Regions from separate parts of the Mus musculus genome. Here region 2 is linked to region 1. A link is a loop called in an ENCODE intact Hi-C map of the cell type or tissue named here. Cell type or tissue: heart. All regions are shown on one strand. Links, peaks and the distances in the headings refer to the core of each region. The heading gives the core; the rest is flanking DNA.

Region 1 (15,279 bases), core at 2,841-10,840:
GGCCTGCCTCAGGATCTTTGCACACACCTTTTACTCTCTGCCTGATAGCCCATTACCTCGGACATCTGATTAAACTCTGCCTCCTCTGGCTGTCAACCCTAATTTGCAGGCTCCCTCCCCATCTTTCCCCTTTCCAGTCTCTACTGGACGTTCTCTGCTGACACTGCACAATGTGGTCCCTCTCCCCCTACACTGTGAGCTAAGCCTTTAGGGACAAGCTGTTACTACAGTAGTCATTGTTGGCCCCGTATGGATACTATACAGTGGGTGTTGATGAACGAGGGGAGTGGGGAGGAAGCCCTGGATCAGCCATTTCCTGCTTCAGGGATCCCCCCACAGCAGTCTGGTGTGATGAGGAAAGCAGGGCTCAGAGAGGTGAGTACACCATCCTGATGTCACCCAGCATTTGTAAAGTAGGTCTAGCACCTGGTGTCTGAACTTGCCTCTGCAGGACAAGGGGCCCCTGGATGGATCCTTCATATAATTTGCATATGGGTCTGAGGGCTCCAGGAGAGCCTGGCACAGGTCAGAAACATAGCTGCCCCCAACTCTAGACCCAAGGCTGCCCCATGGTGACCTGCATGGCCACTTGGTGGCACTGTGGGGCTGACACTGACCATCTGTCACCTATAGGACACCCCCATTCAGTCCAGTGTGTCCAGGAGACCTCAGAAGGCAATTTGTATCATCTGTACCACAAAAAAGGAAACTGAGGCACAGAGATGCCAGGAACCCACCAGCAAAGTTGGAGAAGGAAGGAAAAGGACAGTTTATGGAACCACCACCCTATGACCTAATGGCAGGACTGGTCTCCAGGTGGGGAAACTGAGACTAATGGGTACAGGTGGAAATCAAGGCAAGATGGTTGACTGAGGCCAATAGGCACAAGTGGAAGTCAAGGCAAGATGGGTGACATACACTTGAGAGCAATGTTGCTGAGTCGCAGCAAGCCCTGACTTGGACCACAGTAGGACCACATCTCAGCAAAGGAAACTGAGGCAAAGAGGCAGCCCTTACTTAGTAGCTATCACCCAATCTCAGTCACTACCAAGCCATATCCCTGGCTTTCACCCAACCCAGGCAATCTCAGCTAGCAAGGGCCCTAGCTTCAAAAGGGTTCTCAGGCCCCCAGCCCTCCTGATGTGGATGGCAGCCAGAATCTGGGTGTCACCAGAATGTGGGTTGTAGGGAGACCCCATGTCTCCCCCAAATGGCCACACATCTTCTGGTGATCCCAGGAGCAGGAAGGAGTACTTCTGGGGGGGCAGTCCCTCAGTGTCTCCTGAGAGGGGGTGGAGGGGGGTCTCTTGAGATGGGGTGGAGGGGGGTCTCCTGAGATGGAGTGGAGGGGGTCTCCTGAGATGGGGGGTGGATATAGAAAGAGCAGAGACAAGCACAGAAAAGGAGACGAAAAAAATCTAGGGAGGAGAGACCTGCAGACAGAAGCAGACAGACAGAGAGCCTCACAGACAGAGAGACAGAAATAGATATGGAGAGAAGAGAAAAAGCAGACAGGGGAAGAATAAGAGACAGGAACAGCCAGAGACAAAGCAAGACAAGGAGAGAGACAGAGGCAGAGAAAGAAACATAAACGGGGAGACAGCTGAGGAGAAGTGACAGGGAATGTCAGAGCCAGACAGACACTGGCGTGGGACTCGGGGGATGGGGATGGGGGCACAGAGGCAAGAGGTGTGAGAAGGACAGAGGTGAGGCCTGGAAAAGCAGAACCAGTGCCCAGGATGTACAATGCAGGCTGCCAGGGGTGGGAGGTCTGTGTCTGATCTCAGAGAAGCCAGTACAGGAAAGCAATCAGAGGGAGGCTTGTGAGGAGGACTAGCCAGAGCAGAGAGGGAGGAGGGACGCAGGGTGGAGGCAAAGACTAGCCAGGACAGCAGCTGACTGAGGTCCCACCATCCTAGGGACCTCACCAGACTCCAGGATAGCAGCCCTCCAAGGTCCTCCCATTCTGTCTGTCCCCGTACCTGTGACCTCCCCGCTTGCCCCCGCCCTTGATGGCAGAGTTGGCCAGGGTCCAGGGCGGGTCAGGAAGCTGGCCCTCTTGGAGATGAGAAGATGCCCCTTTCTGCCCACTCAGTAGGCCCAGCAACCATTTGCATAAAACGATGTTCCTGCGAGGCATGCTAATGCATCCTGCTATTTTTGCCTCTCCTGGATGCTGGTTTGCATACATTTACATACCCTGGATGAATTAAGCTAGGATCATGTAAATGAACCCACTGGCTGGGGTGAGGGGTTCTGGGTTCCTGCCTCTGGAGGGTTCAGGCTGTCATAGTCTTCTCAGTGTAGACAGTGTCCTGGGGCTCCAGGACAGGTTGGCCAGGGTCAGACCTGTGCCTGTCCCTGATCCTGAGGCCAACACCGCCCGTATCAGGCTTAGGGCTACAAAATGAACTTTCAAAAAATTCATGTTCTATCTTTCCATGGCTTCCAGTGTGCTACAGTAAAGGTCAAGATTCTCCTGTGGCCATGGGACTAATACCTGCCAGGCCCCTAGATCTTTTCTGCCCTCCAGACAGCAGGAATGTGTGGCCAGAAGGTTTCTGCCTGCCACAAACCCTTTGCACGTGCAGCCCCAGTGAAATACGCTTCCCCTCTCTTCAATGCTAGTATTTAATCCGTCCTTCTCAGCCCAGGTCTCATACCAATCCCTCAGGAGACCTCCTCTGGCCTCATCATACTTAGGAACACACTTAGCCCTTGAAGCAGCTGCAAACCTTAAGGATTCGGTGTCTCTTCCTCTAGAGTATCAGAGCCTGGGGAGTATGGGGGACAGGTTTTCTTCATTACTGTCTACTTTAACTGTAACATCAGGTGTACACATTTTCTCAATTAACATTTCTCAAAGTCAGGCGCACGCCTTTAATCCCAGCACTTTGGAGGCAGAGGCACTGGGATCTGAGATTGAGACCACCCTGGTACAGACCGAGTTCCAAGACAGCAAGGGCTACACAGAGAAACCCTGTCTCGAAAGAAAACAGAAAAGAAAAAATTCTGGTGAAGAGATGGACAGTTGGGTGGATGGATGGATGGATGGATGGATGGATGGATGGATGGATGGATAAGTGGGTGAGTAGGTGAATGGATGGGTGGGTGGATGGATGGATGGACAGGTAGGTGGGTAGGTGAATAGATGGGTGGGTGGGGGGATGGGTAGATGCATGGATGGATGCATGGATGCATGGATAGATGGATGGATGGGTGGACAGATAGGTAAGAGGCTGGATGGAGGGATGGAGGGATGGATGGTGGGTAGGTAGATAGATAGATGAGTAGACAGATATACACATGCATGGGGCAGGCTCAGATAGTCAGCCCCTAGCCTGGTGTGCTCCAAACTCAAGGCCCATTGGTGCATGGGGCTTTTACACATCTGTGAACTGAACATGTTCACCATTCCAGGCATTGGGTTTAGTGTTCTGTACCTGTTATTTTTAACATCCCACCCACCCAAATCTATAAATGAGAGATGCAATGTTACAAGCTTCAAGAGAGAAAACAGAGGCTCTGGGAGGGAAAGCCACAGATCCAGGTCACAGAAAGAACTGGGACAGAGCTGAAGGTCCAACCTCGGATCTGTTTGTCCCCAGCATCCAGCCTTGCACATTTTCTAATCCTCTGGGTGACAACCATAGCTCACACCTGAGTGAGAAACCCTTCACTTTGCCTCATGAGGAGTTATATAGTGTGTAGACTGGAATACAGGAACTTAGGTCTATTGGCTGCACACACAGTGACCTGGCCCTGCCATATTTCAGGGTCCATGTGTAGACCTGTGCCATATACTTGTGTTCCCTCATATACACATCAGCCTGCAGACACTTACAGGCACACACGCGCACACAACCAGGCTTTGATGGACTGTTACACGTTCATTCGGGAAACGTTTCCTGCAGATCCGTGGTGATTCCGTGATGCTGGGAATCAGGAAGACTGTAAGAACGGACATGGCTTGACCAGTTTTTGAAAGCCATCTGGTGATTCCAACTGAATGACATTCCAGAGGGTACAGGAATCCCAGGTATCCACAGAGCACATGTGTGAGAGACCCAGGCTTCTTGTGGGCCAGATGCTAAGATATACCCCTCCCTCACCACAGTACAGATGAGGAGTCTGATTGGTCACAGAGGTAAAGCCAAGATCCCCAACAGAGCAGCCTCCTGGCTTCCTTCATAACCTGCCGTTCCCATGGTCTCAGATTCATCTGCCCCAAACTGCAACAGTTCCGCTCCACACAGACCAGAGAGGCCACTGAGTCATCTTGTCCATTGCACACAACAGGGAAACGAAGGCAGGGTAGAAGGGTAGAGTGTATTCCACTATGCTGAGGTGTGAGTGTGCCCTGGCATCCATCTGCAATCCTCCTGCCTCAGTCTCTCCAGCCACTCATGACCGGCTGCTTTAAAGCTCTCTCCTGCTTTTCACCTCACCCACTTTCTAAAATATGGTGCCCCTGATCCCTTTCTCCAAAGTCAAAAAGAGCCGGCTCCTGTCAGTCACACGTTTGCTGGGATCCCTTCTGGAATCATCCTCATTCTGCCTGTGCCTTGCACACAAGTGTGTGACTTTGCTAAGGGGAGTGCACATTTCACAGAGCCACCGCAGGGTCTTAAGGAACCACAGAGGCATATTCTACAAAGACACACACAGGCATGCATACACATGCACACACATATATGCATACACATGCACACAGTACACTCTCATGTACACACACATGCATACACATGCATACACAGAGAGACACACGTGCACATACACACACACGCATGCACACACATGCATACAACATACTCATACACACACATGCATAAACATGCCACACACACACACACATACACACGAGAGTGCACCCCCAGCAGCTGCCCTCCTTCCATACAGCATCCCTCTGGTTTCCCCCTCCAGATCTGTTTGTGCAGCTGGTGTCTTGCTGTGGGGGAGGGGTGACCACCACCAGCCTCATTAAGAATTTCCAGCCCCCCCCCCATTGCTCAAGACCCCTCTGCTGAAGTCCCCCATGTGGTGGGGAGGCCAGAGCTGCTTTGTTAATGCAGGGCCCCTGTGGGCCCCTCCTGCCTGTTCAGAGGCTTACATTCCAAATGTCCCCATCTTAGGGGGAGGAGTCTTTGCTTGGAGCCCCAGCTTCCCCTGCTGGGTGTCCAACCTGGGTCAGGCACCAAATGGGGCTCAGAAGCCCTCCCCTTCCCAGCCCTCAGCGGTATGATCTGAGCAAGGGCAGCAGTATCCAGCCCACTGAACATGCTCACACCCCATTATCACATGGACCTGAACAGGCACCCCAACGCCTTCTCAGCCTTCTCCATCCATCCTGACCACCAACTGACACCATCCCTCCCCCCAAACCAACTGTCCCATTGTCCTTCCAGACCAGCTTGCTGCCTCTCTCAGGCAGCCCTCCAGACTGTCTTCCCACCACCAGGTTGCCCACGCTTCCTTCTTACACCCTGCGAAATTCTGTCATCTTGGCAACTCTCCAGCTTGTCCAACCTGACCATGGTGGACAGGGAGGCCACGTCTTACTGAAAAGGTGGGGGCTCTGGGTGTCTTGTGCGGTGGCCTGGAGTGAATTAATCACACCACACATATCTCTCAAAAGTTAGGTAAATTTCCCCTTGCCTCCTGTCACTGCCTAGCAAGCTGCCAACTTGGAGACTGTAATTATGCACATGGGTAATGAAATTAGCATTTCTATCAGTCTCCTCCCGCTTCATTATGCTGGAAAGAGCCTTCTCTCCCATCCCCGCCAGGCTCCTTAGAGGCCCCCAGGTGGTGCCCACACTGCAGTCTGGCCAAGGCCACAGGACTGTCCTGGAGGACACCCATCATTTCAGAGTTCTGTGACACTGAGGGGACGGTAAGGTGAGCTTGGGGTGGGGTGGGGGACACAGAGTGGGGATGGTATTCTGGGGGTGCTGGCCTGTAGCCTGCCCAGAAAAGGGACCGGAGGGCAGAGAACCCTAGTTTCCATCATAGCTGGAGACATATGGACAGGCCCGGCCAGTTCTGTGACTTTCCTACTGTGAGGGTACATGTGCATGCACCCTAAAGCTGTTCAGACAAGACTCAGCCTGGCCTGCTGTGTTCATCAGCCACCTGACCTCACCTGCCTGAACCCCAGTTTCTCCTTTTGTGTGATGGAGAAGTGGTGCTGGCTTGTGCCAGTTTTGAAGGCAGAGCTCTGCAAAATCTTCGCATTGTAGACCTTGTATGCACAGGGAGGGATGTGACCCACACCTGCCATGGACTCCCCACAGGAAGAATTGTCACCAAGGGAAGGAACCAGAGATACTCTTTGAGAACTCGGTGCTTGTACCCCTCCCTGGCTCAATCAGTACCTTCTGTCCTAGTTCAGTGTTTTGAAGGCCAAGTCCTGATTCCTGAACAGAGGCTGTGGGACATGTCACATGGCTGGGGGCCACAGTGGGCACCACTCTCACTCTGACCCCATGTCCCAGTGCTACTGGCACTTGGAAAACAGAGACTATTATGCCAGTCACACTGTAGTCCATGACACAGGTTACCTCAGAATTGTCAATCCTGTGGTCATGTAGGAGGCTAGAGCATCTCACTGAGACCCATGAGTCTAGGCTCTACCCCAAAGACAGATTCCTAAGATTCTCTTTTATACTCCCAGCCCCTTCTTGGCCATGTGTGACCCAGGGTGCTGTAGGGAATGGATGCATGTCAGTAATATCCATTCCATGTCAGTAATGGAAAATAATAGTGGCTTAGCTACACCCTGTCTGCAGCCTCATTAAACCCAGCAGAGTATAAGGTAGGACACCCAGCACAGGGTAGGACTAAAGAAAGGCGTGGTGAGTGTGTGAACTGATAAACGAATGAATGAAGTAAACACCCCATGCCGAGGCCCTCGACTTCAACCAGAACTGGGGCACGGCCAGATGAGGAACACTCTGACCCCTACTGACCTGGGCAACTTAGTGAGACCCTGTCTCCAAAAAAGTGAAAAGGAAGGCTAGGTAAGGATAGCTCCATGGTAACGGAGTGCTTGCCTGCAGGAGGAGGCCCTCGAATTACCCCTAATATTGAAAATGTATACACACACACACAGAGGCACGAATGCACAGACCTGCACATATATGTATGCACTGCACGCACACACATAAGCACATGTATGCATGCACTGCACTCGCACACTCATGCACATGTGTGCATGAATGCACATACACGAATGCATGCATGCACACCACACACACACACACACACACACCATAATCATGCCTACTGAGAGCCACTGTCAGCTAGAACCAAGATACTTTGCCCTGCTGAACCAGCTCAAACTCCATCTCCCTGCCTGTTGCAGTCCCCACCCTTCCATGTTGCCTCACTCCTAGGCAGTTCCAATCCTGGAAGTAGCCATTGCCATTTGAGCCCTCCCTCCAGACTTTCCCTCCTGTGAGATCCAGCCAGAAGGCTCTGATGTCACAGCCAGCCAAAAGGACCCAAGCCAAAGCAAGAACCCCACCATGGTTAGATGGGTGTGTTTCCCAGAGTAGGTCCAGTGAGAGTCCACACCTCTCCTGCAAGCTCTTCTGGACTCTGGTAACCACCACCACCGGCAACATCAGCAGCAGCACCACACCATGGCAACTGGAGGAACTGCCTGGAGCCTCCAGCCACCCCTTACTGTTCCTTGGAGGAAGGGGTCACTGCGAGAGAGCAGCCCCCCTCCCACCAGGCAGCCTTGGCTCGGGAATCTAACAGGGATACAACACTCAGGGATGGCACAGTACACCCAGACACCCCAGGGCCTGAGACACACCATCCCTCTTGGAAAGTTCCCCGACATTCCCAAGCCTCACCCTTGCCAAAGAAAACTGCGGCCAGGCTTGTCTTGGCACAGACTCAAGCCCGAGGCTCAGCAGGAAAACCGAAAACATTTACACAGCTGGGCCTGGGACCCGCTTCCCTCCAGAGCCTGTCAAGGCTCTGCTGGTCCCCAGACTGGGGGTGGGAGGTGCTTCTGAAGGGGCCTGTGTTCCCCCAGCTCGGCCAGGCATGGCTGGCCAGACAGAAAACATGAGGAGAGGCCAGAGGGCTGGAGCCTGGAGAGCTAGGGTTCTGCCTGCCACAGGGTCATTGCCACCAGGTTTACCTTACATGGAATAACCCCAGAAGTGGGTCATAGGGCCAGGTAGCTCCCAGGGCTCTTTACCATTCCTTGGCACTCCATCCCTGGATGGTTGCTGGCTGCCTTTCTGGGGTTCTCCAACTCTGGCCAGCCTCCCCCACTGGCCCCATGAGTCCCAGCTGTCCCCACTGCTCTGAACACCACGGGTCAAGAGGCCCCGATTGGCTGCTGCAGAGCCAGAGGTCCTTGCACTGAGGGAATGCAGGGTGGTATGGCCACCCGCTAAGCCTCATGACATCCCCTTTCTACCTTCTGCTTGCTACCACTCTGTGGCTCATTCTCTGAGGCAGAACCACTATCAATGTCTTTCTCCAACAGCTGTACTGCACAGGCCTGTACTGACGGGGGACAGGGGAGCCACATCATAGGGAACCTTGCTGAGCAACTTTTATGACTTCTGCAGGTGACAAGATCAAAGCTCCCATAAGAAATTCTGTATAAGTTCTGGTATACCCTACAACAAGTCAAAAGTACAAAGTCAAACGCTGGTGGCTCACACCTGCAATCCCAGCCCTGGAGATCTATGGAAGGTGGTGAGTTAAAGGCCAACCTGGGACACACAGCAAACAAACACGTAGGCAAACACACACAGTGAGTTCATTCTCACCCTTACAAAGTATTGTGGACTACACACAATTGTGTCTAAAATATTGCTGTTTTTTTCGGAGACAAGGTCTTTATGTATTATCCAAAACAGTCTTAAACTCTGGGGGTTAAGCAATCCTCCTGCCTCAGCCTCTGGAGTAGCAAGAATTTATATCACACGCTAACGTCATAATATAGCTTGTGTGCAGTGCTTCCTTTCAAATATAACTTATTGTTCTTGCCTGCTTGTGCAAGGTAGTAGGCTTGTGTTTAGCTACAACAAGAGAGACACTTAGCTGAAGTGTTGCTATGCCCTGGGCTGCAATGCTGCTGTGCCCTGGGATGTTGCATTGTTGCTGTGCCCTGAGCTGCTACGCTGTTGCAGTGCCCTGGGCTGCAGTGCTGCTGGGCCCTAGGATGCTACACTGTTGTAGTGCCCTGGGTTACACTGTTGCAGTGCTCTGGGCTGTGGTACTGTTGCCAGGCCTTGGGCTGCACTGCTGCTATGTCCAGGGAAACATTGTTGCTATGTGTTGGTCTGCTGCTGTGCCCTGGCCTGCACTCTTCAGGTTACTCACCCGGCTATCATCTTTCTCATCCCCATTGTGCTATCAGGGCCCCTGCTATACTCCTGCCGTGCCTTTGACTGAAAGTGCAAATTGCAGTGTATGCCTGTGCACTGAGTACAGAAAGTGCAAAACCCCACAATTGTCCATGACCTATGACTGACAAGCAAATAGGTTTGTGGCTCTCCTGTCTCACTGCCTACCTGTGACACTCCATAACCTAAAAGAGCAAGGCGGGGTTTTATTTAACCAGAACAGCAATGTCACGCTGGCCCAGGTCACCATTGCCATCTGGCTTTTTGACATTTGTGTGCATGTAGGTGCTATTGGAGATGGACTTTTGGTGCCTCAATCACTCCCTCACGAGATCTCTCAGTGAACCTGGGGTCACCAATTAGGCTAAGATGTCTGTCCAGCAAACTGAAGGATCCCCTGTCCCTGCCTACTCAATGCTGCAATAGCAGGCACATGTCACCATCCCCTGCTCTTGCCCTGTGTGCTGGGGACAGAACACAGGTCCTATGGGGCTAAGATTTTCACTGCTTTAGATTTTCCATCATGTGAACACACTAGACTTTCTTTCTTTCTTTCTTTCTTTCTTTCTTTCTTTCTTTCTTTCTTTTTTCTTTTTTCTTTTTTCTTTTTTCTTTTTTCTTTTTTTCTTTTTGGTTTTTTCAAGACAGGGTTTCTCTGTGTCACCCTGGTTGTTCTGGAACTCATTCTGTAGACCAGGCTGGCCTTGAACGCAGAAATACGCCTGCTTCTGCCTCCCAAGTGCTGGGACTAAAGGCATGTGCCACACACTGGACTTTCATAATCCATTTTATAGTTAACACATTTTTTTGGTCATTTCCAGTGTGGGTCTGTAAGTAGCTTCATCAAAAGCCCTAATGTATAGTACATCTTAGGTGCTATAGTCACAAGCAGATTTTAAGGTCAAACACAATTTGAGGACAGCTGCCCTCTACACAAGTAAAATGCTTTGTTTTTCTGCAAGGTTTGTCGGTGCCTTTAGTATTTGACTGTGCCTGTGCACTCTGCAAGCTCCACCTCTGTGCCAGGTTCCGCAGGGAGTAGTGTAGATGACACTTTGACTTTAAAATCTGTCCTAGTTTTCAGTCCTCCCTGGCTTGCTGGACAGGCTAGTATAAATCCATTGCCGTCTGTGGATTTTTATTTGTTCATCTGCAAAATTCAAGATGAGTAACCACGGCTCCCAGAAACCATCGCCCCATGACACTTTACTCCCACCAACAAGTATGTTAATTGATCGCTCTGTGCCCCCAGATCTTAAGGATTTGGGACACTCCTGAGGCAAAGTACAAGGGAAACACTTGAGGACGTGGGTGGAAAGTGGAGTCTAGCACAGGAAAATCATAGAGGTCTAACTCCAGGGAACACAAAAACAAAATGGCTGCAGGGATGGGCAGGACTGGGGGGCGGCTGAAGATACAATGTAGCCACCGAACACAGTGCTACTTTTTAACAACGTCATTCTTCATACCATGCAAGGCATGCCTACAGGTTGGATGCCTGCTTGCCACCTTACAACCCAACCATTTAAATCAGAAATACAGCTCTGTACTAGCTCACTGGCAGATGGAAGGCAGTATTCCACCAAACACAATGCCCATTGGATGCTGTAGTGTGCAGCCCCGCCCTCCAGGCTCTCAGGCAGGTCTGGGGTTAAAACTGCAGGATGCATAAATGTGCATAATTAATGCTCCTGGTTGAATATGCAGATTGACAATCAGGATTGACTTGCGGCTAATTGATCAGCTGTCTGCAATCACAGCGTTCAACACCTTGCTTACACACCCTGGAGAGCACCATGGCCTGCCTGGTTCAGGCTTATTCTGAAAATGGTCCCTCAGCCTATAGGCACCCCCACAGTCTGCAGCACCCCCATACACACACCCTGAAGCATCCCAAGCTTACAGAACCCGCACAGCTCCCTGACTGCTCCCCACAGTCAGACATACCCCCACAGCCAGCAGAATCCCTCCACAGACCACAGACCTCCCCAACAGCTAGCGTCCCTTGTACTTCAGAGCAGTTGCTGTTCAGTACTGTCCAGGGAAGAGGCCTGCTGTTATGCCAATGTGGGAGTAACAGATAGGAAGGACATTTTACTTGGTGTTCCACCTCTAATAGACGGGAGAGTCCTGCTTGCAATCCAGACTGTGAGTTCTAGGAGACATGCATGGAATCCTCCGGGTAGATCAAATCTATCCAACACTGGGGGTGGATCTTCCAGACACTGGGGACTTTACATAACTCAGGAAGTCATGAAGGTGATATTAAGAGGAAGACTTTCTGTGAGATGACGAAGCAGTGAGGTCTTCCATCCTCATGAACAAATCAAGCTGTTCGAACAGGAGTGGCTTCCTGGCTTCCGTCCAGCTGTCTTTCTGTCTGGTTGTGGCTCAGCTGAACCCTTGCACTTCTGAGCCTCCAGAACCTCAAGCCAGAGACACTTCTGCTCACAATTTTTCCAGTCTGCGATATTAACAACACAAGAAGCAGGAAGCAGGGCTGCACAGCTTCACCCTATCCGTGGTGGCAGACCTGAGCCAGGGTCTGAGGACAGGCCAAGGCGGGTGAAGGCAAACACCTAGGTGAGAATGGAAAGCCAGGGAGTGGGAGGACTATGGAAAGATGAGAAGGAGCACCTCCTTCTGGATAAGTCCCCAGAAAGAAGGGCTGAAGGGCCTCAGCTCCAGCAGGCTGCAGGAAGACATCAACAGCTGCCAAAGGATCGAACATTCTAGAGAGAGAGGTCTCCACTGGCCTCGGGACTGCATCTGCCTCTTTCCCAACCACACACAGTTCTCTCTGGCACAGATCCTCCCCTCTCCCCCCTTCACTCACGGTGGGGGCTGATGGATAGGCTTTCCCACCTTCTTGGGGACAGAGATGGAGGCAGAAGTCACAGACCTAATTAGACTCAGAAGGCAAAAGTGGACAGACTACTGAGGCACAAGTAGAAACTTCTCTCTCTTCAGCAGGGGTCACCCGAGGGTCACCTGTTACTGTGAGTAGTTCCACACATCCTGGAAGGTTGCACCCGCCAATATGAAGGGACCCAGTCCTGACAAACACAGGAGAATTTTGCTACCTGTTTCCCCAGAGGAGCAGTGGTTTAATGAAGGTTCAGAACAGGAAAGAACTTGGGGCTTTCTCCTTGTGGAGTGAGAGAGAGTGCCTGCAGGTCTCCCAGGCATCTTCTCTTCTTGTTCATAGCTTCTTGCCAGCTGCTCGCTCATGTCCTTCTCCAACACCCTCACCTAAGGTAAATGACCACACCCACTGCCCACAGCCAACTTTATAGAATAGAGAACACATGTTGGCTTCATTTTATTCATTACTGTTGCTGTTGTTGTTGCTGTTGTTGTTGTCATTGTGTGTGGTATGTATATGTTCTGGGCTTATGTGTAGGGTTCAGAGAGCAGTTTATGGAGCTGGCTCCCCTCTTCCACATTTACATGCTGGGCTGGCTGGCCTTTATCAACTTGACACAAACCTAGGTATAATGCATTATGAGAGAATCTCAATTGATAAATTATCACCGCCAGATTAGCCGGTAGGGAAGTGAGTGGGGGCACTGCCTTTGTGGTGACTGATGTGGGAAGGTTCAGTTCATTGTAAGCATTGACATCCCTGGGCAGGTGGTCCTGGGTTGTATAAGCAAGCAGGCTGAGCAAGCCAGTAAGCAGCACCCCTCCATGGTCTCCGCTTCAGCTCCTGCCTCCAGGTTCCTGCCCTGACGTTCCTGTCATGACTTCCCCTGATAATGGACTCTAAATCTGTGGACAGAAAGCAAATTAGAACACGAGGACTCTGGAGAGCAATTCTGGTCATCAGCAAGGCACTTTTCCTCCTGAGCCTCTTGCTGGCCCCGTTTTACTATTTTTAAAATGAGAAATAAACACTATGTTGCACTTCTGTGTAGGCTCCTCATCCGGAAGCACCTGCGCTGTGGAGAGTAGAGACAGGTGAGGGTGTGCTGTTTACTTGCTTGTCACAATTCTGTGAGTGCCACTCTCTCACAGAGACATTGAGAGCAGCTACAGCACCCGCCCCCCCCCCCCCCAACCCACGGGCTTGCTTTCCTCGGCATCTGCTGGTCTGTGGCCAACTGCTGTCTAAAAAAAAGAGAAAACTCTAGAAGTAAATAATTCATACATTTTAAATGGCTTTAATTTTTTATTTTCTTTGCTTTTCTGTGTATGGGTGTGTGCCTGAGTGAATGCCTGAGCACCGAGTGGATACAGTATCCACCCAGCCCAGCAGAAGGAATCAAAACCCCAGGAAATGCATTGAGTTGGTAATGGAGCACCTGTCCTCTGGAACAGCAGTCAGTGCTCTTGACTGCGGGCTGTTATTGTCTTGGCCCTCTAAGTAGCTTTTATTACTGTCCATTACCTGATCTGTTTTTATCAATAGTTGTTTGCTCTCTCGTTGTGCCAAGTTATGAGGTGACTTTTACTGCAGGATTATGTGCAGGAGCAAATGGCAGTCTCTTAGCTTTAGGTTTCTGCTGGGATTTGAGACAGACAGCCTGTGGGACTATACTTCACACTGTTGCTAACTCCCTAATTCTTGAAGGCCTGCTTTCCGTATGTCTATAGGACTAATGCTGCCGTCTTAGTTAGGGTTTTTACTTCTGTGAACAGACACCATGACCAAGGCAACTCTTATAAGGACAACATTTAGTTGGGCCTGGCTTACAGGTTCAGAGGTTCAGTCCATTATCATCAAGGCAGGAACGTGGCAGCATTCAGGCAGACATGGGGCTGGAAGAGCTGAGAGTTTTACATCTTCATCTGAAGGCTGCTAGGAGAAGACTGGCTTCTAGGCAGCTAGGAATAGGGTCATAAAGCCCATACCCACAGTGACACACCTACTCCAACAAGTCCACACCCACTCTAACAAGGTCACACCCACTCCAACAAAGACACACCTATACCAACAGGGCCACACCTCCTCCAACAGGACCACACTCCCTCCAACAGGACCACACTCACTCCAACAGTGCCACACCTACTCTAACAAGGCCACACCCACTCCAACAAAGACACACCTATACCAACAGGGCCACACACACTCCAATAGAGCCACATTTCCTCCAACAAGACCACCCCTATTCCAACAGGGCCACACCTTCTTATCATGCTACTCCATGGGCCAAGCATATACAAACCACCACAGCTGCACATACAAAGCTGAAACCGGCCATGAGCTGGGGCAGACAGGCCCTTCCAAGTGCCTGAGCAGTTAAAATTACCCAACAGACACCCATTTTCTAGCTAGATACCCTAGAAGCTCTCTCTTAGAAAAAAAGTCTTGGTGGAAAATACTTGATGTGAATTTGCGGTTTTCTATCCTGACCTACAATAGGCGTAATCCTATTAACTTCTTAAAGCACCCCAAGGCCACTTTCCTACTGTCAACTATGCAGACTGAATCTTCTGTGACAGTTCCCATCCCAGTCTGTTATTTCACCCCTGCTGCCTCTCAGGCCAAACCGAACATGCTTTGTAGCTTTCTGCTCTGATTTTGAATCCCAGGGTTCACTGTAAACCTGGCTAAAAGCAGCCAACAACAACCATGCCACAATTTCCTCCACTAAATTAATTGGGTGTCTCTAGGTAGTCCTAGCTGGCCTGGGATTCTCTAAGTAGACCAGCCTGGCCTTGAACTCACAAAAATCCACCTAAACTTCCCCCCCCCCCAAAGTGCTGGGATCACACCCTGCTTAGCCCCACACTCAAATTTTCAGGAAAAGGGGCAAAATATGCATAGACAAACTATTTGCCAATGTGTAGAATGGATAGCCTCTAGTCTGGCTCCCATTGGAGTCCTGTTTGCTCAGTTTGAGAGCTCCTGAGTACAGTCCTTATTGTCCACATGTCTCTCAGTCTGATCTTCCACAGT
Region 2 (15,279 bases), core at 3,449-11,448, 51 kb after region 1:
GTGCTCCCTACCATGATGGCCATGGTCTCTAACCCTCCGGAACTGTGAGCCCCCAAATTAAATGCTTTCTTTTTATATGTTGCCTTGGTCAAAAAGCCATATCACAACCATAGAAAATAAAGTACCCAAAACAAACATCCTTAGAAGCTGTAATCTGGACCGTTGGTGGCTCTCGTGGTTGCAGTTGTGTGGTTTGACAGCAACACTTCTCATCCCCAGTGAGGAAGTCGGGGGCTGGGAAAGGAGCAAGTTTGCTGTTTGCTGCTGGTTTGGGCTTTCTTTTTCCCAGATTTATTTTTTATTTTATGTATATGGGTGTTTTGCCCGCGTGCATGACTATGCACGATGTACATAAAGTGCCTGTGGAGACCAGAAGAGGGCGTCAGATCCCCTAGTACTGGAGTTACTGATGGTTGTGAGCCACCACGTGGGTGCTGGGAACCAAGCCGGGGTCTTCTATAACAGCAGCAGGTGCTCTCAACAACAGAAGCATCTCTCTAGCCCCTTGGGTGAGGTCTCACCATGTAACCTGGCTTCCAATGTTCCTGCCTCAGCTTCCCAAATGCTGGGTGACAGGTTTGGACTGCCACACAGTGGGGATAAATAATGTTTCTTAAGCCTCGCTGTGGGTGGCCAACTCAGGCACTGCCCAGACAAACAGGGCGGGAAGGAAGGTCCTGTGTGCAGTGACCCCAAGAATCAAAGATGGTCCGTTTCCTGGGGCCCTGAGGCTACCTTGTTAGCAGGGACTCTGTGGCTCGAAGCTCACAGAGGCTCCCCACACGGCCAGGCATCACTGGGCAGCCACCTCCACATCTGCATGAAGTTACTGTTAAGTGTACTTTACAGAGGAGGGAGCTGGGGCTCAGAGAAGGAACGTGGTTAACCTGAGGTCACACAGCAGTCTTTCATAGGAGATAGAAATAGAACCAGACTGCCTAGCCCCAAAGCTTTCGGCCACATTCTTTGCCCCTCTGCCACTGCTCTTCCTACAGCAACCTCAAGGGCCTTTGCCCCAGAGTCTGCGATAGGAGCATGAGCATGGCCCCTGCCCTGCTTATCTGACAAAGCGGCGTTCTTGGATTTTCACATTGTCTGCGCTGGTGCCAATCATCCTAGCTCCCTTAGAGGAAATGAGGACAGCTTGAAGAACCCTTGTGTTGCGGAGTGTGCGCAGCGAAATCCCTCCGCTCAGGAGAGAGGGTTAAAGTGGGCGTGCTCAGGCCCGCTCTCCTCTTCTGTTCTCCCCTCTTCCACCCAACCTCCCACAGGACTTGACTCAGCCCTGCCTGAGCCTTCGGAGACCTGTGTCACACTGCTGGGTGGTCTCTGGCCGGAGCCCCATCCTCCCCAAGGCAGGGCCCCTCTTCCTCTCCCAGCACGAAACTTCAGACCATCCTCGGCGGACAACAGAGGAGTCCTTCAAACATTAGAGGCCCAGAGGACTTAAAAACCCAAGTAGCTCCTAAACAGAGAGAGGCCTTTCAACCGCAGACAGAGCAAGGCTGCATTTGTTTCCAAAAGCAGAGGGCCCAGGAGAGAGAAAGGAGCCTCCTTGCGGCTCCCGGGGAGGAGCTGGTGGGGTCAAAGGGCACATTCCGATCTCTAAGATGCATTGACAAGCTCCGCCTCCTTCAGCCCTGTAGGAGACCTGGGGACCAGAGGGGGGTGCCGCTGCTGGAGGGTGTAGGGGGCCTCCAAAGCAGGCTGGCCGCAAAGTGAAGGCAGGAGTCGGCCTCCCGCAGGCAGGCCAGAAAAGAATTCTCAGGTCTTATGGAAGGAGCAGGGAGCTAAAGGCAGGGCCCCGGAGGTGGGCAGTTACTGGAATTTGTGGAGAAGTTGGAAGTTAGGGAGGGAAGTCCTGAGTGACAAGGTGGGGGCTGACTGACCATTTGTAAGTCAGCAGCAAGCAGGACCCCCGCTGGGGGCCTGACTTCCCTCCCAGCCAGGGCTGGGCCACCATGGACAGCTGTGTTGCTATCTCTGAGCCTCAGGTTCCTCAGTTGTGTCTGGCCCCAAAGTCATGGATTGAGAATCCATGAAGACAAGAGAAACCTCAATGCCCGAGGGTGAGGCTGGTATGTAGGATACCTCACCTGGAGGAGGCACCGCAGGCCCAGGAATCCCACTCCCCGCACCCCACAGTTTTCTCTTGCTGGTACTTTGGTTGAAGCACCCCTTTCCAAGACATCATTTCCCTTCAGAGAAAGTAGGGAGATGGCTGTACAGGTTCAGAAGCAAATGATATGGAGTGTCGGGGGGGTTAAGAGTGAACGTGCAATGTGGGCAGTATGTGCGTGGTGTGCAGTGTGCGCATCTGTGGTGATGTGTTGTATTATGTGCATGTGGGATGAGGTGTGTATAGTGTATGTGTGTGGGATGAGGTGTATAGTGTGTGTATGTGGGGTGAGGTATGTTCAGTGTGTATGTGTGGTAAAGTGTGTATAGTGTATGTATGTGGGATGAGGTATGTAATGTCTATATGAGGGATGAGGTGTGTGCTGTGTGCATGTGTGGGGAGGTATATAGTGTGTACATGCGGGGTGAGGTGTGTACTGTGTGCATGTGGGGTGAGGTGTGTATAGTGTGTGTATGTTGGGTGAGGTGTGTACTGTGTGCATGTGGAATGAGATGTGCTGTGTCTATATGTGGGGTGAGGTGTGTAGTGTGTGCATGTGGGTTGAGGTGTGTAGTGTGTGCATATGGGGTGATGTGTGTAGCATGTGCATGTGGGTTGAGGTGTATACTGTGCGCATGTGTGGTAAGGTGTGTAGTGTGTACATGTGGGGTGAAGTGTATACTGTGTGCATGTGGGGTGAGGTTGTAGTGTGTGCATGTGGGGTGAGGTGTATAGTGTGTGCATGTGGGGTAGGTAACACGTGTAGCATGTGCATTGGGGTGAGGTGTGAACTGTGTGCTGTGTGACCAGCTGCCTCACTGTCCTGCAGCCATGGCTTCCACCATGACAGACAACACACCGTATGCTGTGAGCCACCATGGCCCCTCTGTTCCTCACATTGCTCTGCTCAGACATTTGTCACAGCGGGGAACAACTGAGACACCCACACCAGACAGTGTGTCGGTGGCTTGGGCCTTGCCCTGTGTTACTGGAAGGTAGGACTTATAAAGGCGTCACGAGTGGTCTGTAGGTCATGGGCGGTGCTTGAATGAGAGATCTGCTGTGTCTGTTGCCTGCGGTATCTCTTCCTCTCTCTTTTGCTCTCTGTCCCTGACATGGATGACCCTGCCAGTCACATGCACCCCTGCGTGTTACCATAGGCACAAGGTGCCTGGGACTCGCCTGCCTGAAACCCCCACCTCTGTAAACCAGGTCACCTTCCTTCCACATCCACTGCCTCAGTGACCCTGTCCAGGGGGCCTTCCTGGGTGCTCATGACAACTATGTCTACACTGCTTCTCACACCATGGGACTGACATGCCCACGATGCTCACACTGCCCACGCTGCCCACACTGCTCACACTATCCACACTGCTCACACTATCCACACTGCTCACACTGTCCACGCTGCTCACACTGCCCACACTGCTCACACTGTCCACACTGCTCACACTGTCCACGCTGCTCACACTGCCCACGCTGCTCACACTATCCACACTGCTCACACTGTCCATGCTTCTCACACTGCCCACGCTGCTCACACTGCCCACACTGTCCACACTGCTCACACTGTCCATGCTTCTCACACTGCCCACACTGCCCACACTGCTCACACTGTCCATGCTTCTCACACTGCCCACGCTGCTCACACTGCCCACGCTGCTCACACTGCCCACGCTGCTCACACTGCCCACGCTGCTCACACTGTCCATGCTGCTCACACTGTCCATGCTTCTCACCCTGCCCACGCTGCTCACACTGCCCACGCTGCTCACACTGTCCATGCTGCTCACACTGCCCACGCTGCTCACACTGTCCATGCTGCTCACACTGCCCACGCTGCTCATACTGCTCACACTGTCCATACTGCTCACACTGTCCATGCTTCTTACACTGCCCATGCTGCTCACACTGCCCACACTGCTCACACTGTCCATGCTGCTCACACTGCCCACACTGCTCACACTGCTCACGCTGTTCACACTGTCCACGCTGCTCACACTGTCCATGCTGCTCACACTGCCCACACTGCCCATGCTGCTTACACTGCGCTCTCTGCTCATACTGCCCATGTTGCTCACGCTGCTCACACTTCCCATACTGTTCATGCTGCCCACACTGTCCACACTGCTCATGCTACCCATACTACCCACACTGCCCACGCTGCTCACACTGCCCACACTGCCCACACTGCTCACACTGCCCTCTCTGCTCACACTGCTCATGCTGCCCACATGGCTCACACTGCCCACACTGTTCATGCTGCTTACACTGTCCATGCTGCTCATACTGCCCATGCTGCTCACACTGCTCTACTCTGCCCACACTGTCTACACTGCTCACACTGCTCACACTGCCCACACTGCTCACACTGCCCACACTACTCACACTGCCCACACTGCCCACACTGCTCACACTGCCCACACTGCTCACACTACTCACACTGCCCACACTGTTCACACTGTCCACACTGCTCACACTGTTCACACTGTCCACACTGCTCACACTGTCCACACTGCTCACACTACTCACACTGCTCACACTGCCCACACTGCTCACATTGCTCACACAGCTCACCAACATGCCCTCATCCTCCCTGGCATGGTCCATCTCATCCCCAAAGCATCTCTTGTGAGTAAGCTATGAACCTAAAATGCCCAGGCAGCTCATCCATTAGGGTCCCAGGGTCTTCACTAGGGATACGACTCTAATCGCTGTAACTAGATTCTACCCCTTGAGTGGATCTGAGGGTGAGCCCCAGGAGAACCCAAGCAGCCAGATCACCTGGAACACTGAAGAGATAGCACCCCAAAATAGCCTCACCTATACGGGCAAATGGGAAGTGAAAGGCTCTGTAGGCCGGTGCACAGCACCCTCACTCTGTCCTTCTCCTCAGGCCCTCAGCTTGCAAGCTGCTCTCTGAGCACTGCAGAGGCCACAGGGAAGTTCACCTTGTTCTCTTGCCCACAATTTCCCCAGTAACAGGACACTGTCAGCCTGATGGCCTCTCATATCTTTCTGTATGTCCCAAACTCCTCCTCCCAACCTAAACACACAGCCAGAATCAGAGGGCACCCTGGACACTGAGTGAGCCTCCTCCTCTCGCCCTCTTTCCAGTCAGCCGGGGGAGGAGGCTGGACGGGTGACATGGCAGAGATATATCCCAAGTCTTTCCACTTTGACCTCAAAGGACCCAGGTGTCCTGTGGAGATCTGTGACAACTGACTCACTAGGTCTCAGTTGCTCTTCTGGGGCAGCACAGGCCCCGGGGCTGGAGCTGGGATGTGAGAGGGGAAGGCCAGGCTGTTGAGTGAAGAGACCCTCTGTACTGTGCTCTGACCGGGGTCCCCCCGCCAGCATCCCTGTTTGCATTGGCAACAGGACTAGACGTGGCAGGACTGGCCCTTGGCCGTCCTTGGAAAAATTGGCTCAGCCTGCAGCTGGACTGGGCCAGCCTTGATGGGGTCTCCATTCTGCTACCAGGCACCCATTACCTCAGCCTCATACAGGACATGACAGCACAGCCCAGGTGAGGAACAGAGTGTGGCCCAGACAGGGCAGCCATTCACAGAGCCTGTGCAGCCGGCCCTGACCTGCTCTTGGTACCAGACCTGGGGCATGGATACATAGGCAACTGAGAGGACCATGCAAAGGTTGCCGGGCAGACAGGGCTTAAATGGGGACCTAGGAAGTGTGCCCTCCTACCTCAGAGGACTCTCAAGAGCAAATGGGAGCTAGTCTGGGTAAAAACAGACCCACAATGCTCGCCACATCCAGAAGATTGTGAGCAAAAGGACACTGACTTCGGAAAGCTCAGGAGTTGAGCTGCAGAAAGGGAGGGGAGCCAGCAAAGGAAAATCATGGTGGCCTGGGCCCTCCAGAGTTTGTAAGGCCTGCCTGGTGCTTGGGTGGAGATCAGGGGACCCACTTTGCCTGGAATGTGACCAGGTCTTGATTCAATTGTCCCAAGGCTTCCTGCAGTCTGTATGCCTCAGCCCAGCTTTGATTTCCCAGGGAAAGAGGGTGTTTACTGTGAGTTCCTGAGGGAGAGGACCTAAGGGGGTTGGCACCAGCAAAACCTCCCACCTCTAGCCTCCCCCCTCCTCACCATCTCTGCACAAAGATTTCTCAAAAGAAACTCGAGTTGTTCCCCTTCTCTCTTCTTCTTTTGTCCTGCCCAGGATGAGGCTGTCATCGGAGCCATCTCCTCTTCCCAGGCCCACAGGCTCATCCCTGCAGCTGTCCCTAAGGCTCCCCACTGCCCAGCTACACAGGACACCCCCAGCCTCTGATTTTGTGCAAGGAGCTGAGGGCCAGGCTGGGGAGGGAAAGTTGGGGAAGAGAGCTGAGGGTGGGGCAAGAGGGAGTGGTGGTGACCGTGGCAAAGAAATAGCAGAGACAGACTCGAAGTTGGCTATGGTCCACAAGGAGGCAGACAGACCCGAGGCTCACTCTTTCTTTTTCCACACAAGCTAGAAATGAGAATATTGACAAGAAGCTAACACACTGCCTGATTTGGTTGGGACCCTACTCCAGGCCAGTCTGTCCTTCTGCCAGAGTTCCACAAAAGAGTCCCAGATAAAAGACTCCCTTGGTCTCTACTGCTGGGTATCTGGGCTTTCCTAACCCCTAGTGGGAGGCCCAGAGGGCATTAGCATATTAAAGGTTCTGAAAAGGTCTGTGGAGAAAAGACCTGATTAGCTTTGTGGAGCCCAGGAGGGCATCAGAGTTCCCCCAGGAGCTGTCTTGAGACACAGGCCCTCCTGTGGATGTGACCTCTGTAACTCCCTCAATATTTCAAAAGTCCTCCAACCCCTTGAGATCCTCAAAGCCTTGAGGATCCACTTATACAGGAATAGTCCCGGGACTGTGGTCGGGCACGACTGAGCCATAGGCACAGGAGAGCCGCATTGCAGGTGTGTGTTCCTCTGTGCCTTGTGCAGTCTGTCCCTACGCTGCTCTCTCTGTCTGGGTCAGCCTTAATTGTTTATCCCGGTGCTCATGAGAGCCTTATCAGTCTCGATGGGAGCCATGAGGTCCTGTCTGTCCTTGCTGACTGTCACCAACACGCTATGAGACAAGGAGTCATCATGGAGTCAGTGCCTATGTATCTGGCTGCCTACGTGGCCGGGCACTCGGCAATAATGATTGCAGAGAAAGGTTTGAAAATGAGATTCCAGAAGGACCAAGTCATGCTTGTCATTCAGCAGCAGTTAACAGATACTCTGGTGTATGTGAGAGCTATCGATACCCTGCGAGAGTCTAAGGGAAGGGGAGGTGGGTACTCTGCCCTGGGTTAGATTGGCTTAAGCACTGTATCAAGACTAATTATGCCTTCTTGGGTCTCATATCCCCAGGAATAGAGGGCTAGCCTGGGTTTATCCTTCTGTCCATGGCAGAAACACCAGTGAGATCAGAAACTTCTGGGGAAACACATTAGGAGAGAGGAAAGGAGACAGTTTGGACTAGCATGTCAACCCCAGATGGGGAGAAGTAGGTGAACTCTATTTTGGACCCAGAATCATCTCGAAGCTGGCTGAAGACTTGGGCATAAGGAATGGGAGGGGGATAGAAGAGAGTCTGGGGTGCCTGCCTAAGGGACTGAGGTAGGATAGAACAGTTTCCATGTGACACTATCTGCCCCACTCCTGGCCTGTACCATGTAGGGGTGGATGGGTATGCTCCCAGGTTAGCTCTCTGCATGCCACAGCTCACAGCTGCCAGTCAGTGACACCCCGCACCACAACACCAGAATTCTGACGATCATTGGGACATTATAAAGGTCAAAGACCTGACCCTTCCAACTTTAGGACTAAAACTGCCTTTATATCAAGGACAGGGTGGGTGGCCTGAATGGGACGGATCAGAGCTACCTGACAGACATGTTGCAAGTCTTCCAGCATGATGGAGAGAGGGAACAGGAACTTAGAGGGGACCTGTCACCTCTACTGGGCCTCAGCTTGGATGACTAAGAGTGGCCTCCGTTTCAGAGCCTTCTATTCAACTCTTTTGGGGATTTTCCAGGAAGCCTGGGGACATTGAGTTTGTACCACCCCAGTGACAGCCACTGGTGAAGGATCTCGTGGGTGGCGGGGAGGGGAGGGAAAGCTCCGGGGCCTGGAAAAATCCTGCAATGTTTGCTGAAACCATCAGCCCAGCAGTCCTGGGCCAGTAGCCTTGGTGTCATTCCTGGGAAGCTTGTTACAAACTTAAATTCATGGCCCATCTCAGACCAAATGGGTGGTGGCTTGTGGCTGAGGTGGCCCAGCAATCACAGAGTGGGACTCCCAGAGTGGGGAGGGGAGTGCCCCAGTGTGAGTCTGAGTTTGAGGACACATCACTATTCACTTTCTCCCACCATTTGCTGCTGATCCTTTGAGGCCCTGGAGAAAGGAGCGAGGTGGGCTAGGAAGGTAGGGTGACTATGTCTGACCCTAATGCTCCCAGGCTGTGTCAGCTTTCTAAGCCTCTCTCTCTTCTGTCAAATGCACCAAAGAATGAAGCCACCCCTGGGGACTGCACCTGGACCTAGGGAATACGGAGTCCAGGTGGCCCTGGCAGGGCATCTCTGCTCTGGGGTGTGGCCACCTCCTTGTGGGAACACAGAGGTGCTGGAGAATTCCAGGACCTGAGGTAGGAGTTGTCTTGCTCCATGACAGGTCTGTGCGATGGCCCCCATCAGGTTCCCAGGCAAGAGTCTCCTCCTCTCTACTCTCCAGCCTCGTCCTGAGCCACAAGAAGGAAGGAGGAAGTGGAATGTCTAGGCAGGAAACAGGAAGCTCCTGGAGGCAGGGAACAAGCTTCTCTCAGGAACCAATACGCAATCATTTCAGAGTATGGAGTATGGGGGGTGCCAGAAACCTAGGCCTGCCTGCTCGCCTCTTTGCCCAAAGCTGGAAAAGGACAGAGCACCTCTTGGGGAACAAAGGTGTTCTCTACCCTCAGGTCATGGAGGGAGGAAAAGGCTGGGCAGGGCCTCATTTCCCCTGTCCACAGGGCAGGGATTACGGTCAGAAGGTACCAGAGAGCTTTGTGACTCAATGGGTCAGCATGGGTCACTGTTGAAAGGCTGTCACTGAGCAGCCTTCAGTGACAGAGTGTGCTTCTGTGACTTGGTTTCCCCAGTTACACAACCAGAGGCCTGAGCACTATGGATGGCCCTATAGTTTGCCACCAGGCCAGGACTCTGTACCCATAAACCCCCACGTGCAGTGAGAGCTCCCTACATGCATTGCACATTAAGGCACACAGAAAGTGTCTACTAAGAAGAGAAGTAATCGGGAAGTGACTATCCTGACACACAGTAGGGCAGGATCCGAATCCAGGTTCCCCTCACAGCTGTCCTTCCATGATGGCCGCATCTGACCATGGTGGTTCCTGTCCCCAAGGATACCCTTTCCCTTTAACAACCAGTGGTTTGGCAGACAGACCAAGTACAGACCCCCAGCTGCCTAAATGACAGTGGATGCAAGGCACTGACCTTCCATCAAATGCAGATCTCAAGATCTGGGTGTGGGGCTGGAGAGATGGCTCAGTGGTTAAGAGCACTGACTGCTCTTCCAAAGATCCTGAGTTCATATCCCAACAACCACGTGGTGGCTTACAACCACCTGTCATGGGATCTGATGCCCTCTTCTGGTGTGTCTGAAGACAGCTACAGTGCACTCATACATATAAAATAAATAAATCTTTAAAAAACCAAAAAACAAAAAAGATCTGGGCGTGTCTCCTCAACACCCGTTCCCCTTCCCAAGTGTGAGAAGGTTGCCTAAAAGGGTAGAATCCCTGCTGGTAGCAACCACCACTATTGCTATGGTGACCAGTGTTCCATATTGGAAATGGCCAGGCCCAGATGGACATGGACACCTGACTGAGGGTCATTTGTGGCAGGGTACCTGAGCATATGAAAACCTTAAGCTCATTTCTAGAGGAGAGATGGTTGGGGCAGGGGGAAATGGAACATGCAAAAGGCCCCTCACAAATAACTCAGTTCAAACTGGCCTTGGCCAAAAACTCAAGAAGGAATAGAAGGACAAGAGGAGTGGGTGGCCTTCTGGCTATAGTGTAGATGGGACATGGGACGAGACATGTTCTTAACAGGTACAGACTGTGGTAAAGAATGCCAAGTGTCAGTAAGTCATACCCCCAAGAAACCTAGAACTCAGTCATGAGGAAGCATGCCAGGATGTCACCCAAAGCTTGGGAGGCCAAGGCAGAAGGACTATGTGTTCCAAACCAGCCTGAAGAACTCTGCCACAACCCTACTCCCCAGCCTAATATCCTCAACAAAGAGATTACCTGTTGAAGGATACAGAATCAACTGCTACCTAGCAAGGCTTGCTCCAGCAGCTCAGGTCTGTCAGGTCTAAATGACTGTCTCTTCCCTCCCTCTGTTCAGCTTGCTCCTCTTGGATGCCCTGTGTTGGTGTCTGAATATGAACTGTCCCTCATGGGTTCTCCTTTTCCAAGTGGCGTAGTTCCCAGAAGACAACTCTATTTTGGGAGTTGTGGAGACTTCGGGAGGCAGGGCCTCTAAGGGATGCACACCATAGTGGGCAGGCCTCTGGAGGTTGTCTCCATGCCTGCTCCTCTCTGTCTCACTCTCTCCCAGCTGTGAGTGTGTCAGCATTTACCATATCCTCCCCATGCTGAGCCCCGGAAACTGGGTTGAACCTGCTCTTCCCGCCCTCGGGTGGTACTCTCAGGAATTTGAGTCAGGGTAACAGTTACTCTGTTGCCACTTCTCCATTAGCTTTTTCATAGCTGTGACAAATGCAGTCTTGGGAAGAAAAGGTCTGCTTTGGCTCCCAGCCTGTCAGGAAGGCCACAGCCCAAGAACAGGAGGCAAAGGTTACAATGTATCCACAGGTAGGCAAAGGATACACTATATCCACGGGTAGAAGGAAGCAGAGAGGGGGGGGGAGGGGGAAGGAGGGAGGGAGGAGGGGAGAGATGGATGATAATCCAAACTCATTTTCTCCTCTGTGTGAGGCTCAGGTCTCTCCCTGCCATTGGGACACTGACTGACTGCCACATTCAGAGTGGGTCTTCCCATCTCAGTTAATTGACTCTGGAACTCCCTCGTAGACATGGCTCCTGTCATGCTTGGTGGCCTCATGGTGGAAACCACACCACTTACCCAGCCTCTGCTGGGCCATGGCACAGTCCCACACATGCCTCTTCCTGGTCATCCACACCTCATCTTGGGACAGGGGATCTGATGGGCCCCCAAGGGGAAGAGGCTCACCAACCATAAAACAACATTCCTTGTACTCTGCTTCAGTGATACTCAGGGAAACTGAGTCACAGATCCCTGGAAGATCCCGACACAGCAGGCTGGACTGAGCTATGTGGTCAGCCTGGGCTCTGGGTTTTCCCCTGACATCTTCTGCATCCCCATCAACCCATGTTCTACCATGGCGGTGCTCCCACGTGGAACAACGGTATGGCCAGTGACACCCACCCTCTTGGTTATGCTGGCATTTCAGGGTTACAGCCTGTAAGTCCCGTGGGCTTCTCTCTGCTCTTCTCTACCCTTGATGAGGGCTTCTGGGCAGGGAGCCTTAGGGCAGGGCAGGGAATGAGCTGTGTAAAAGAGCTCAATCACCTTGGTCACAGCTGGATGCCTTAGATGCCAAGTGGGAGGTAGGAGTCAGACCCCAGCTGCCCAGGGTTCAGCTTTGCTGCAGTGACTTCAAAAGTATTTCCAATACTTCCTGCCTCCCATTCACCAATGCAGATTCCTTCAGACAAGGACTTGGTGCTTAATGCTGGGATGGGGACAGCAGCCCAAAACAGGTGACACGGAAAAGAGGCTGAGTGCTGTGGCTGCCCTTCTGGCCTGTCATCTTCCCTTCATGAAGAAGTGCCTTCCTCTCTTTTAGACACAGCTTCCTTCCTAGAGCCCTTCCTCAGGTGCCATAGGAAACCCAGAGACTCGGCAACTTCTTGTGTGGACACAGCAGAGCTCTGGGCAGACTAAGCCAAGGCTGTCCTGACTGACTTGGGGGACAGCAGAGCATTGGTCCTCGGCAGGCTTCGGTAGCTCCTCCCCGCCCCCATCATACCCTCAGTGCCCAGAGCATAGTGAGTATTCAATGCTTGTGACCGTGACCGACAAGTAAACCAAATGACCTGAAATGCTTACTTCATGCCAGACCTGTCAGGATAAAGGCACTAGAGATGCTAATGTTGAACGGGTTTAGTGAGAATCCTCCCGGGAGCACTGCAGTGCTCCCCAGAACAGCCTGCCTTACCTAACACGCAGACAACAGCCTGGATTCCTGGAGGAGTCCCCAGGACAGCAGCTATCTAAAATTAGACCTGCATTGGCCAGTACTTGTAGTCACATGATGACATCGCAAGGGCGTGTAAAATGTTCACAGATTAAAAATAAATCAGTGGCGTACAGGGGTGAAAATTAGGCAGGTGCCCTGAGCCCAGAGTGTCCCAGCAGGGGGCAGCATCTGTGGTCAAGGGCAGATAAAAATGTTAAAACCATTTGACCTGTGAACCAGGGAGGAGAAAGGATTTCACAAGGGCCATCTACACAGTGTGGAGAAGGCAGCACTGTCCTTCCTGGAGGGCTTCCTGGATAGAGAGGCATCTAGGCTGACTCCCTCTTTCCTGAGAGAGTATAAAAAAAAGGGAACATGAGCCACAGGAATGAGTAATGAGCACCCAGGATTCTGTTTGTTGATTGACTTACTGAGCACACACCCCACAGGTGCACACTCACAGCCACACAGGCCATGTTGACATGCAGCACATATAATCATCAGAAAATGGGGGCTCTTCGGGCCTCTAGGCAACATCTTTGGGAACAGGATTGATTCCTGAGAAAACAAACAAATCCACACGCCCTAGCCCGCCTCAGCAGCCCCACACTTTTTTTTTCTTCCCAAGCATTATGGAAATGAGATCGGAGGGGAGCCGCATCATAGCTCAGCTATTTCCTGACGTCTGTCCTTGGGGCCCAGAGCCTGGGCTGCACACCACACACATCTCTTCCTTGGCTGGAAGGGGTAAGTTCGGAGCCAAGAGCCCCAAGATATGGGGAGGAGGCACGAAAGGCCTTTCAAACAGACCAGCCAGGCTGTCTGGCCACAGAGCTAAGCTGAGAGGTCCAAACCGGCCCATCCCTGGCTGCAGCCGCTGAAGGAGAAAAGGAAGGCCATGATCCTAACTGAAGAGATCCACGGGGTATTAGAAGGATAGCCACATGTGCCCACACTCCCTCCCCCTCCTGCCCTCCCACCTCCCCTCTCTTCTTCTTGCTCTTCCTCTCTCCTTCCCTTTTCCATCCTCCTCTCCCTCTTCCCTCCTCCTCTTTCACCTCCCTTTTCTTCTCCGTCCTTCCCTCCTTTTCCCTTCTCTCCTTTCTCACCTTTCTCCCTCCTCCCTTCCCCTTCTTCTCCCTCTTTCTCTTCGTTCTCCCCTCCCTCCTTCCTTCCCCTTCTCCTCTCTTCCTCCTCCCTCCTCCTCTTCTTTCTCCCTCCTCCATCTTCCTTTTCTCTGCTTCCTCCTTCCTTTCCATCCTCCTCTCTTTCTCTCCCTCCTTCCTTCCTTTTCCCTGCTCCTCTCCCTTCTCACCCCCTCCTCCTCTCCCCTTCTTCTCCTTCTTTTCCCTCCTCCTCCCTCCTCCCTCTCTTCTCCCTTTTCCTCTCCCCTTCCTCTCCCTCCTCTCTCCTCCTCTTCTTTCTCCCTCCTTGTCCTTCCCCTCCCCCTCTTTTCCTCTCCTTCCTTCCTTCCTTTTCCTTGTTCCTCTCCTTCCTCCCCTTCCTTCTGCTCTCCCCTCACTTCCTCCTCCTTCCTCGCCCTCCTTTGTGAGTCTCTCCACCTCTGAAGCTCTCAGAATCCTCTTTATATGCGTGCTCCGAATTCTTCCTCATCTCTGAGTCTCAGACCTGTTCCATCATCTTGCTCCAGCGTGTCTCTGTCTCACCTCTCTCTCTCTCTTTCTCTCTCTCTCTCTCTCTCTCTCTCAAGCAAGTAGATGAAGCTGGAGTTGTCTGAGAATTCCAACCCTATAAACAAAAACCCCATGATGAAACAGACTCTAATAAGGTCCTGCGTTGTGCCTACCAAATGACCACAAGGAAACAGCTCAACCACCAGGCCTGTCGTTAGCAGTGGGCAGAACAATGGGTTCTCTCAAACCCATGTGGCTGAGGTGCCACATGGGCCTCGCTCACTGAGCGTGGTCTAGAAAGTCCATCCACCTGTGGACCATGGTGCTTTGCTGGGAACAGGGTGCAGGGACATGGGGTCCATGACTAACACCCCCACCCACCCACACACACACACTTGTCTGAAACAGTGGAAGTCACACATGCTGTAAGAATCATGTCCAGGGTGCTGGCTGCAGCAGCCCTGATCCTGTGGAACCCTGTGGGTGGAATGAGCTGGGTCTGTAGGTCAGGCCAGAAAAGTACACACTGTGAACTCTCTGCCTCTCTGATGCTTCACCTGACGGCCACAAGCCCTCAGCTTGGATGAGGGAGGGTAAGCCAGGCTAACAACCACATCTGGGAGACCCACGATGTCCCAAGGAAATATTTAACTTATTTCAGCCAAGTTGGGTAATGGGCTTGCTCACCCCAGTGTGACTCCACCTCAGTGCTGGGCAGTGCTCGTGGGGAGAAAGATGGTGGCTCTAAGGACATTCTTGTCCTTTTCTACAGAAGTCACCTGCTGCTGGGATACAAGGAGCCATGGAAGCAGGGAAGGGAGTGGAGGCTGAGACCATGTGAGCACATGGGGCTCTGGGAAGAGAAGCCTAACCACTCGGGCATGTATGTGAGCACGGAAAATGTCCAGAAGGATCAGTCATGCCTGTGGGAGAGATGCCAATTAGCACTGAGATGGCATGGCTGGGCATGGTGGCCCCACTTAACTCCACTACACCTGTGGGCACTGAATTGTTTAAGCAGGTGAGCTTTGTAGCCCAGTCAGATTCCTGCAAGCTCTGTGAGATGGAAGGCCATCTTCCTGTTCTATCCACTCCAACGGCCAAGTAAGTTAAGGACTCTGGGAGGAGCTCAGCATTGGGGTTCCGGGGAGAAGCATTTAAGTGACCCCTAATGCCAAAGGGCAAAGGCTACTGGGCCTGCTTCTTGATGAGCTGCTCATAGCCCAAGGAGGACAGACTCACCTTGTGT

What was found. Hi-C counts contacts between places; a loop is a spot of excess contacts. Peaks named below come from ENCODE experiments on the same cell type or tissue, not always from the same donor. Only the 100,000 strongest peaks of a DNase experiment are listed, where the experiment ranks them.
Region 2: a loop joins it to region 1, with 2.9 times the contacts of the local background. A loop is called at or near these places in 5 of 42 quality-filtered maps.

Annotation. Positions count from the first base shown.
Region 1 is chr5:111,668,415-111,683,693 of GRCm38, reverse strand. No RefSeq gene overlaps it. Among named protein-coding and RNA genes, the nearest start is that of Gm36434, 12 kb to the right of the region's middle. RefSeq lists an enhancer at 7,289-8,621. In heart, for the core only: a CTCF peak has its summit at 7,656; a DNase peak (open chromatin) is centred at 7,843; H3K27ac peaks cover 1,373 bases; H3K27me3 peaks cover 1,937 bases.
Region 2 is chr5:111,618,013-111,633,291 of GRCm38, reverse strand. No RefSeq gene overlaps it. Among named protein-coding and RNA genes, the nearest start is that of Gm36386, 38 kb to the left of the region's middle. In heart, for the core only: no CTCF peak of the experiment used is centred there; a DNase peak (open chromatin) is centred at 10,611; H3K27ac peaks cover 489 bases; H3K27me3 peaks cover 1,794 bases.